Regions from separate parts of the Homo sapiens genome. Here region 1 is linked to region 2. Evidence: read pairs that join two places in POLR2A ChIA-PET (ENCODE). Cell type or tissue: PC-3. All regions are shown on one strand. Each heading gives the region's core, and the rest is flanking DNA. Links, peaks and the distances in the headings are about the cores only. Region 1 overlaps C2orf42 (chromosome 2 open reading frame 42). Region 2 overlaps ANXA4 (annexin A4).

The links. ChIA-PET counts read pairs that join two places held together with the same protein. Peaks named below come from ENCODE experiments on the same cell type or tissue, not always from the same donor. Only the 100,000 strongest peaks of a DNase experiment are listed, where the experiment ranks them.
Region 1: POLR2A ChIA-PET joins it to region 2 with 5 read pairs; 2 of 35 experiments call an interaction of 5 or more read pairs at or near these places.

The regions. Positions count from the first base shown.
Region 1 is chr2:70,180,329-70,184,725 of GRCh38, reverse strand. C2orf42 (chromosome 2 open reading frame 42) reads left to right here. Exons shown (of 10, transcript NM_017880.3): 2 at 1,791-2,059; 3 at 2,729-3,563. The coding sequence starts at 2,741. Among named protein-coding and RNA genes, the nearest start is that of C2orf42, 8.5 kb to the left of the region's middle. RefSeq lists an enhancer at 3,033-3,432. In PC-3, for the core only: no CTCF peak of the experiment used is centred there; no DNase peak of the experiment used is centred there.
Region 2 is chr2:69,764,419-69,768,815 of GRCh38, reverse strand. The region is part of intron 1 of ANXA4 (annexin A4); the gene reads right to left. Among named protein-coding and RNA genes, the nearest start is that of ANXA4, 24 kb to the right of the region's middle. In PC-3, for the core only: no CTCF peak of the experiment used is centred there; a DNase peak (open chromatin) is centred at 2,625; H3K27ac peaks cover 1,300 bases.

The sequences.
Region 1 (4,397 bases), core at 165-4,164, 420 kb before region 2:
GAGGATTGCTTGAGCCCAGGAGTTCAAAGCCAGCCTGGGCAACATAGTGAGACCCCCATCTCTATAAAAAATTTATAATTAGCTGAGTGTAGTGGCACGTACCTGTGGTCTCAGCTATTTGAGAGTCTGAGGCAGGAGGATTGCTTGACCTTGGGAGGTCAAGGCTGCAGTGAGCCATGATCTGCACTCCATCTTTGACAACAGAGTGAGACTCTGTCTCAAAAAAAAAAAAAAAAAAAAAAAAAATAGGGCCAGGCACAGTGGTTCATGTCTGTAATCCCAGCACTTTGGGAGGCCAAGGCGGGCAGATCACTGGAGGTCAGGAGTTCAAAACCAGCCTGGCCAACATGGTGAAACCACATCTCTACTAAAAATACAAAAATTAGCCAGAGAATTGCTTGAGCCCGGGAGGCGGAGGTTGCAGTGAATCGAGATCACGTCACTGCACTCCATCCTGGGTGACAGAGCAAGACTGTCTCAAAACAATTTTTTTTTCTCTCTACATCTTCTATCCACTGATTAACAAATTGGAAAGTACAAATAAGAATAGTTTTAAAATGTCCACCTTTTCATTGGTGCTATGAACTAGTCCCCGACTGTAATTTTTACTGAGTAAATGAAGCTGTGTGGCTCACACTTATAATCCCAGCACTTTAAGAGGACAAGGCAGGAGGAGCGCTTGAGGCCAGGAGTTCGAGACCAGCCTGAGCAACAAAGTGAGACCCCTGTCTCTACCAAAAAATTTTTTAAAAATTAGCCAGGCATGGCAGCATGTACCTATAGTTTCAGCTACTTGGGAGGCTGAGGCAGGAAGATCACTTGAGCCCAGGAGGTTGAGTCTGCAGTAAGCTGTGATCACACCACTGCACTCCAGCCTGGGTAAGAGAGCAGAAAAATGCATAAAGCACTCAAAATGTGATGTATTACTATTAGGAAGGATGAGTTATTGACCAATTATATAACATAGCTCTAGGTGTGTTCTTTTTTTTTTTTTTTAAAGAGATGGGGTCGGCCGGGCGCATTGGCTCACGCCTGTAATCCCAGCACTTTGGGAGTCTGAGGTGGGCAGATCACGAGGTCAGGAGATCGAAACACAGTGAAACCCCGTCTCTACTAAAAATACAAAAAATTAGCCGGGCATGGTGGCATGTGCCCGTAGTCCCAGCTACTAAGGAGGCTGAGGCAGGAGAATCGCTTGAATCTGGGAAGTGGAGGTTGCAGTGAGCCGAGATTGCGCCACTGCACTCCAGCCTGGGTGAGCAGAGTGAGACTCCATCTCAAAGAAGAAAAAAAAAAAGAGATGGGGTCCTGCTCTGTCGCCAAGGCTGGGGTATAATGGCACAATTTGCAGCCTTGCTCTCCTGGACTCAGGTGATCCTCCCACCTCTGCCTCCAACGTAGCTGGGACTACAGGTGCACACCACCATGCCCAGCTAATTTTTAAATTTTTTTATAGAAATGAGGTCTCACTATGTTGTCCAGGCTGGTCTTGAACTCCTGGGCTCAAGTGATCCTCCACCTCAGCTTCCTAAATCTCTGGGATTACAGGAGTGAGCCACCATGCCAGACCTCTAAAGTGTTCTTGACAACCCCCTTTGTAATGACATTAGCACCTTTTTACCTTCCTTACAGTTGGAAGTACAAAACACTTAACCCATTTCCATAATCATTTCTGTCAAATATTTCTCAAGTAATTGTGAAAGACTTTGATTCCTATTCTGTTTGATTTCTAACGAAAGAATCATCCTGTCTTTGTATAACTTTAATATTTTTTCTTGTTTTACTCGCAGACTATCAAGATCTCCACTTAGGGAAGTGGGAATCTTATTTGCGGAACATTGGGCAGAAGCTTTGCCATTGGCTGGTGGAGAAGGAGGAGGCAGAATGTCTGCATTGTTACACCATACAGCTCAAACTTCAGAAGATTTTGGGTTAAGCAGTTATCATTAGTCTGCAAATGATCGTGTTTTCACCTGATCATTAGAAACTAATGAAACACCTTTTAAGTCTTATGAATTCAGGTTACACTGTTTTCCAGATGCCTTGGCAGCTGGTACAGGTAGGATTGGGCTAGGTTTTGTGGGGAATGATGGAAGGGAAAAAAACTCATCTTTCATGTTCTCTAATTCTTGCTGAAGTTAGACATCTGGGCATGTAAAGATTAGGTTAACTAACTTCCGTTGTTATATAGAACAGAGTTAAATCTGGAGAAATGCTTTGATTATTAGGATTTAAAAAAATAGGTATGAAAGGCAGTTTCCACTTTCATTTTGTTTGTAGGTTTAAATTTATGTTGTTTTGTGGTACAGTTTAAAAATAGTGGATAGCAGCCAGGCGCCGTGGCTCACACCTGTAATCCCAGCACTTTGGGAAGCTGAGGCAGGCGGATCACAAGGTCAGGAGTTCGAGGCCAGCCTGGCCAACATGGTCAAACCCCATCTCTACTAAAAATACAAAAATTAGCTGGGCGTGGTGGCGGGTGCCTATAGTCCCAGCTATTCGGGAGGCTGAGGCAGGAGAATCACTTGAACCCAGGAGGCGGAGGTTGCAGTGAGCCGAGATCGCGCCGCTGCACTCCAGCCTGGGCGACAGAGCGAGACTCCGTCTAAAAAAAAAAAATAGTAGATAGCTTTTTTATATTTTGCCTTCTGTACTAAATATCATAAGTGATTTTAACTTTTTGTGTGTGAAGGTATACTCATACTGTTGGATGTATTGTCTTTTGTAGGGCCTCTGAAAAATGGAACCAAATTCTCTGAGGACTAAAGTCCCAGCTTTCTTATCTGATTTGGGGAAGGCCACATTGAGGGGAATCAGAAAGTGTCCCCGATGTGGCACATACAATGGAACCCGGGGACTGAGCTGTAAGAACAAGACATGTGGAACCATATTCCGCTACGGTGCACGCAAGCAGCCTAGTGTTGAAGCTGTCAAAATCATTACAGGCTCTGATCTTCAGGTCTACTCAGTGCGGCAAAGAGACCGGGGCCCTGATTACCGATGCTTTGTGGAGCTCGGGGTTTCAGAGACAACAATCCAGACAGTGGATGGGACGATCATCACTCAGCTGAGCTCTGGACGGTGTTATGTCCCCTCATGCCTGAAAGCTGCCACTCAAGGCGTTGTGGAAAACCAGTGCCAGCACATCAAGCTGGCGGTGAACTGCCAGGCAGAGGCCACCCCTCTGACCCTGAAGAGCTCGGTCCTGAATGCAATGCAGGCCTCCCCGGAAACCAAACAGACCATCTGGCAGTTGGCCACGGAACCCACAGGTCCTCTGGTGCAGAGAATTACTAAAAACATCTTGGTGGTGAAATGCAAGGCAAGCCAGAAGCACAGTTTGGGGTATTTGCATACATCTTTTGTGCAGAAAGTCAGTGGCAAAAGCTTGCCTGAGCGCCGCTTCTTCTGCTCCTGTCAGACTCTGAAATCGCACAAGTCAAATGCCTCCAAGGATGAGACAGCCCAGAGATGCATTCATTTCTTTGCTTGCATCTGTGCCTTTGCCAGTGATGAGACACTGGCTCAGGAATTCTCAGACTTCCTAAATTTTGATTCCAGCGGTAGGTGGTATGGTTGATGTGGTTATTACGTTTTTCTAAAACTGCAATGAAAAGAGTTCCACTGATGCATTTGGAGATTGTCTTAGCAACCTTCAGAAACAGTTGCTAGATAATTCAAATGAAAAGTGTTCCTTCTTTTTTTTTTTTTTTTTTTTTTTTTTTGAGACAAGGTCTCACTTTGTTGCCCAGGCTAGAGTGCAGTGGCCTGATCACAGCTCACAGCAGCCTTGACCTCCCAGGCTCGAGATCCTACCACCTCAGTCCCCGCAGATAGCTAGGACCACAGGCACGTGCCACCATGCCTGGCTAATTTTTTTAATTTTTTGCAGATAGGGGTCTTACTTTGTTGCCGAGGCTGGTCTTGAACTCCTGGGCTGAAGCAGTCCTCCTGCCTCAACCTCCCAAAGTGCTGAGATCACAGGTGTGAGCCGCCACACCTGGTTGCATTCCTTCTTTCAGTCTCAGTCAGCACACTTGCATAAAGGTTGGTTGGTTGGTTGAAATTAATGATCAAGAGACAGAATCTCTTGATTTTTTTTTTTTTTTTTTTTTTTTGAGACAGAATCTTGCTCCATCACAAACGCTGGAGTGCAGTAGCACAACCTTGGCTCACCGCAACCCCTGCCTCCTGGGTTCAAGGAATCCTCATGCCTCAGTCTCCCAAGTAGCCGGGATTACAGGCGCCTGCCACCATGCCTGACCAATTTTTGTATTTTTAGTAGAGACAGGGTTTCTCCATGTTGGCCAGGCTGGTCTCAAACTCCTGGCCTCAGGTGATCTGCCTGCCTCAGCCTCCCAAAGTACTGGGATTACAGGCATGAGCCACTGCACCCA
Region 2 (4,397 bases), core at 266-4,265:
GCATGAGCCACTGCACCTGACCTTCTGCCTTTTAATTGCAGACAAATTATTTGGATTTCCCTCCCCTCAGTCCAGTGACCTGAGAAACAAGAAGCTGATGTGGTAGTAATGCTGATTATTTCTATCATGGGACTTACAGGACAGTTTTACTGATGTTTCATGTTCATTCACCTACTCATTCAACACACATTATCTGAATGCCTGCCCCATGTCAGGTACCATTTGATTTACTAAACGGCACACTTTCCTTTCCGCCTGTATACCTTTCATGACAGTATATGATCCCCTATGCCTTGTAGGTTTAAGAGTAACCTGCCATTTAAAAAAATCCTGGAAGCTACAGAGATGACGTGGTTGAACTTCCTGCTGTAAAGACTTTACGACCTTTCTCAATGGTCCTCTCCCAGCTTCCAGTCATCCTCTCTCTGGCCCTGCGCTCACTCCTCCACAGGTAGGCTTTGCCACTGCTAAGCAGCTGTAACCATCAGGAGAGCTGGCCTTGTATTCCTTATTCCATCCTCTAGAGCCAGAGGGACTTTATTTTAAAATAAGTAGTTATTGAGCTAGTTGTACTGAATGCTTATGTGTTTTGTCACTATTATATCATTTTGCCCTATTATTTTCCAGTGGACTGGACATGATAATTTAAGTTTTAGAGAAGTTAAGCATAGTACCCCAGGTCACTCAGTAATAGGTGATAAGAGCTATGTTTTCATAGGTCTGCCTGTCTTTAGAGACCTTTATATTATACCATGCTGAATACATGCTATAATATATACTCGCATATACTATATAGTATGTGTATACGTGTATAATTATATGAATATTATATATGTGTACATATGTATATATTTACATAATATGCATAATATATACAAAGTGTATATATATAAAGAGTATGTACATATGCGTATAATTAGGTGAAAAGGCAGATGACAATTCTAGAGGCTTTTAGAATCATGACAGAATAAAAACTTTAAATTGTTACATTTCTTGCTGAGCTAAAACTTTCTCGTTCTTCATATCTTTTAACAAGCTGGATGCAAAAAACAAAACAACAACAAAAACCGTCCTCTTCCAGACTTATCTGATGGAAACTGGACCACACTTTTGACGGGCAGACAGATGGCCCCGGTCAAACATGTTTAGTACAAGGCTGGTGGCCATTTCAAGAAAGCAGCGCATTTCTAATCCCCACACGCTCTAATTCAGCCATACGGCCTTTCTGGTGGGAGAACAACGTGGCATGGCTCTGTAATATGTCTCTTTGGGCAGACACATGGTCAGAGTTTTGCCATCTCCAGCTAAAAGGGACATAAAGATTCCACCCAAGCACATTCTGTGGCCCTCCCTTAAAACAGGGCCCAGCATCCTGTGTTTAGGTTGGGAGGTCATGGCTGATCCAACCACAATAGCAAAGTTCCCAAAGTACAGCCTGCTTCAGAGACTACTGATGCATCATGACTTCGGGGTATCTGAATCCAGTGTCGAAACAGGTTAGATATAATGACCCCATCTGGTTATGTTTATTTTAGCACCAGCAATATTAAGACTATCCAGTATATACCAGTAGAGAAAGGAATGCCAAAAATAGCTCTTCTAGCTTTTGCTACAAACTGAAAACATTATGGGCTTTCATTCAAAGCCTCAGATGGAGTTGGCACAGCTGCAACATGTTTTTTCCAGCCCTGGATGGCAGTTGCTTATGCTTTTGGAGGCAGCGCCCCTCCAGGCTTAAAGGCACAACCCTTCTTTTGATCACTCAAGGTTGATTTTCCCTGTTTCAGATCAAAATGTGAAGTAAACCATACATGAGAGAGTAATTCTAAGGCTACAATATAAGCATGCAAAGAAAATGGGAGTAGAAATAGAGGGGAAATTCTTGCCCCCCAGAAAGAGTGCATTTCTCCCAGATTGGATTGTTAGGGTAGAAAAGACTTTAGAGCGCATCAGACCCACCCCTCCACTTTATAGCTAGGAAACAGGCCTATCTACAGGCGAGTGATGGGTTTGCCTTCTGGGCAGTGTGCTTGGTAATAACATGTTAGGTTCTGTCAGCTGACCCAAGGTCTGGAAGGTGCTGGCACTGTGGGCAACACAAGCTCACCCTAGGATGGGTGATCTATGCCACCCTTCTGATGAGAAAAAAAGGAAAAGTACAGGTCTAACTATGGTGCAGCCAACTTCCTGGCCTAGTTGCTAATTTCACATCATGGGCCATTCAGATAAACGGAAACTTCTCCTTCAATGACCACCCCATCCTTCCTCTATAACAAAGTGGTTGGAGCCCTGGAGCACAACCACCTGGGTTTATAATCCTCCTAAAGGTACTTTCTAACTGGGTGATTTGGGCCAAGGTATAATCTCTTGTGCCTCAGTTTCCTCATGGGTAACAAAGAGTTAATAACAATAGTTCCTTTATAAGACAACTGCAAAAATTAATCAAGTTATTACATCACGTAAGTACTTAGAATGGTGCAGACATTGTGTACTCAACAGATGTTAGCTATTCTTCTATTACTGTTCTCTCCAAGTAATCTTTATCACATCTACAGTATTCTAGCATTACCTGTTTAGTGAGCTGTTTAAGGTGGGGTTACCAAATCTACCCACATGAAAAACATCTGTGGCGTATAGAGTTCAGGCTTTCACATTTACCAACAAGTCAAACTAGATTCCTTTGTGGTTCTTTTGGTCACCAAGTCCGTAAGGTCCTCTGTGTGTGTCTGTCCTCTGACAAAAGCATTATCCAGTTGTATGAATTCTAAGGCAGCATCTTCCCTCTCCAAATTCTCATCCTGGGCCTCTACTTTCCTGTTTCTAAATTTTAGCAGTGCCTTGCACATAGCGGGCCTGCAAGAAATGCCTGCTGATTAATTGAACTGGCTGCCCCCGAAGCCATAGGACTGGCATTAATTGCTATGGCTCTTTGGGCTTCCTGAAGGCCTCATTGCTAGGAAGGGCCCTCTCCTGCTTCCTCAGCCCCCCTCTCCTCCTCTCACTTTCTTTCTGAGACCCATGGTATTCTCTAACCAACCATTAGCATAGTATCGAACTCCAGTCACACTGCGGTTTATTTTCCATCCACAATTGATTTTAGACTAGGGTTTTAGATAAGCCTCAAAAGCATTATTCTGGCTAAATGAAGCCAAACAAAGTATTTACATGAAACGCTAGAACGAACAAAGCTAATATATAGTGCTAGAAAGTGCAAAAGTGGTTGTCTGGGGCCAGTGATTGGGGGCACTGGTGAGGCAGAAGGGATACTAACTGTAGAGGAGCATGAGGCAACATCAAGGGGTGATGAAAATGTTCTTTACCTTGATTGGGGTAGTGTACCCGGATATATACATCTGCCAACACTCACTGAACTCCACTCATACCCATTAGAATGGCTACTATTCAAAACAGAACAACAGAAAACAACAAATGTTGGTGAAGATATGGAGAAACTTGAACCCTTCTACACTGCTGGTAAGAAAGTAAAATGGTACAGCCACCGTAAAAACAGTATGGTGGTTCCTCAACAAATTAAAAATAGAATTACCATATGGTCCAACAATTCCACTTCTAGGTATACATATACCCAAAAGAACAGGAAGCAGGAACTCGAAGAAATGTTTGCACATCCATGTTCACAGCAGCATTACTCACAATAGCCAAAAGTGGAAGCAAAACAAGTGTCCCTCAACAGATAAATGGATAAACACAATGTGGTGTGTGTGTGTGTGTGTGTGTGTATACACATATATACAGTGGAATATATACAGTGGAATATTATTCAACCTTACAGAGGAAGGAAATTCTGCCACATGCTATAACACTGATGAACCTAAGGACACTAAGCTAAGTGAAATAAGCCAGTCACAAAAGGATGAATACTACATGAATCCACTTATATGTACTCAAAGTAGTCAAATTCATAGAGACAGAAAGCAGAATGATAATGCTGGAGGAAAGGGAAGAGGGAGTTACAGCTAAATAGTACAGAGTTTCAGTTTTACAAGATGAAAAGAGTTCTGTGAATGGATGGTGGTGATGGTTGCAAAACAATGTGAATATACTTAATGTCACTGAACTGTTACATTTAAGAATGTTTAAGATGGTAAAATTTCATGTGTATTTATTTCACCACAATTTTTAAAAGTTGATTTTAAATGTTAACTCCTTAAAAGAAACGATGGCTCATCAAACTAACCACTTAAGATGGGTGCATTTTATGGTGGTATAAAACCTAAGTAAGAGGTCAAGTTCTCAACCTAAGTAAGAGGCTCACAGTGGCCTCTCAGGGAAGCACGCTGCTGTTATCCATCACTTAGCAACGCCCACTCTAAGGCAAAGTCCAAACCAGTGGAATCCATGTGGCTTTTGCACAGCATCATGAGTAAAATCCTCTC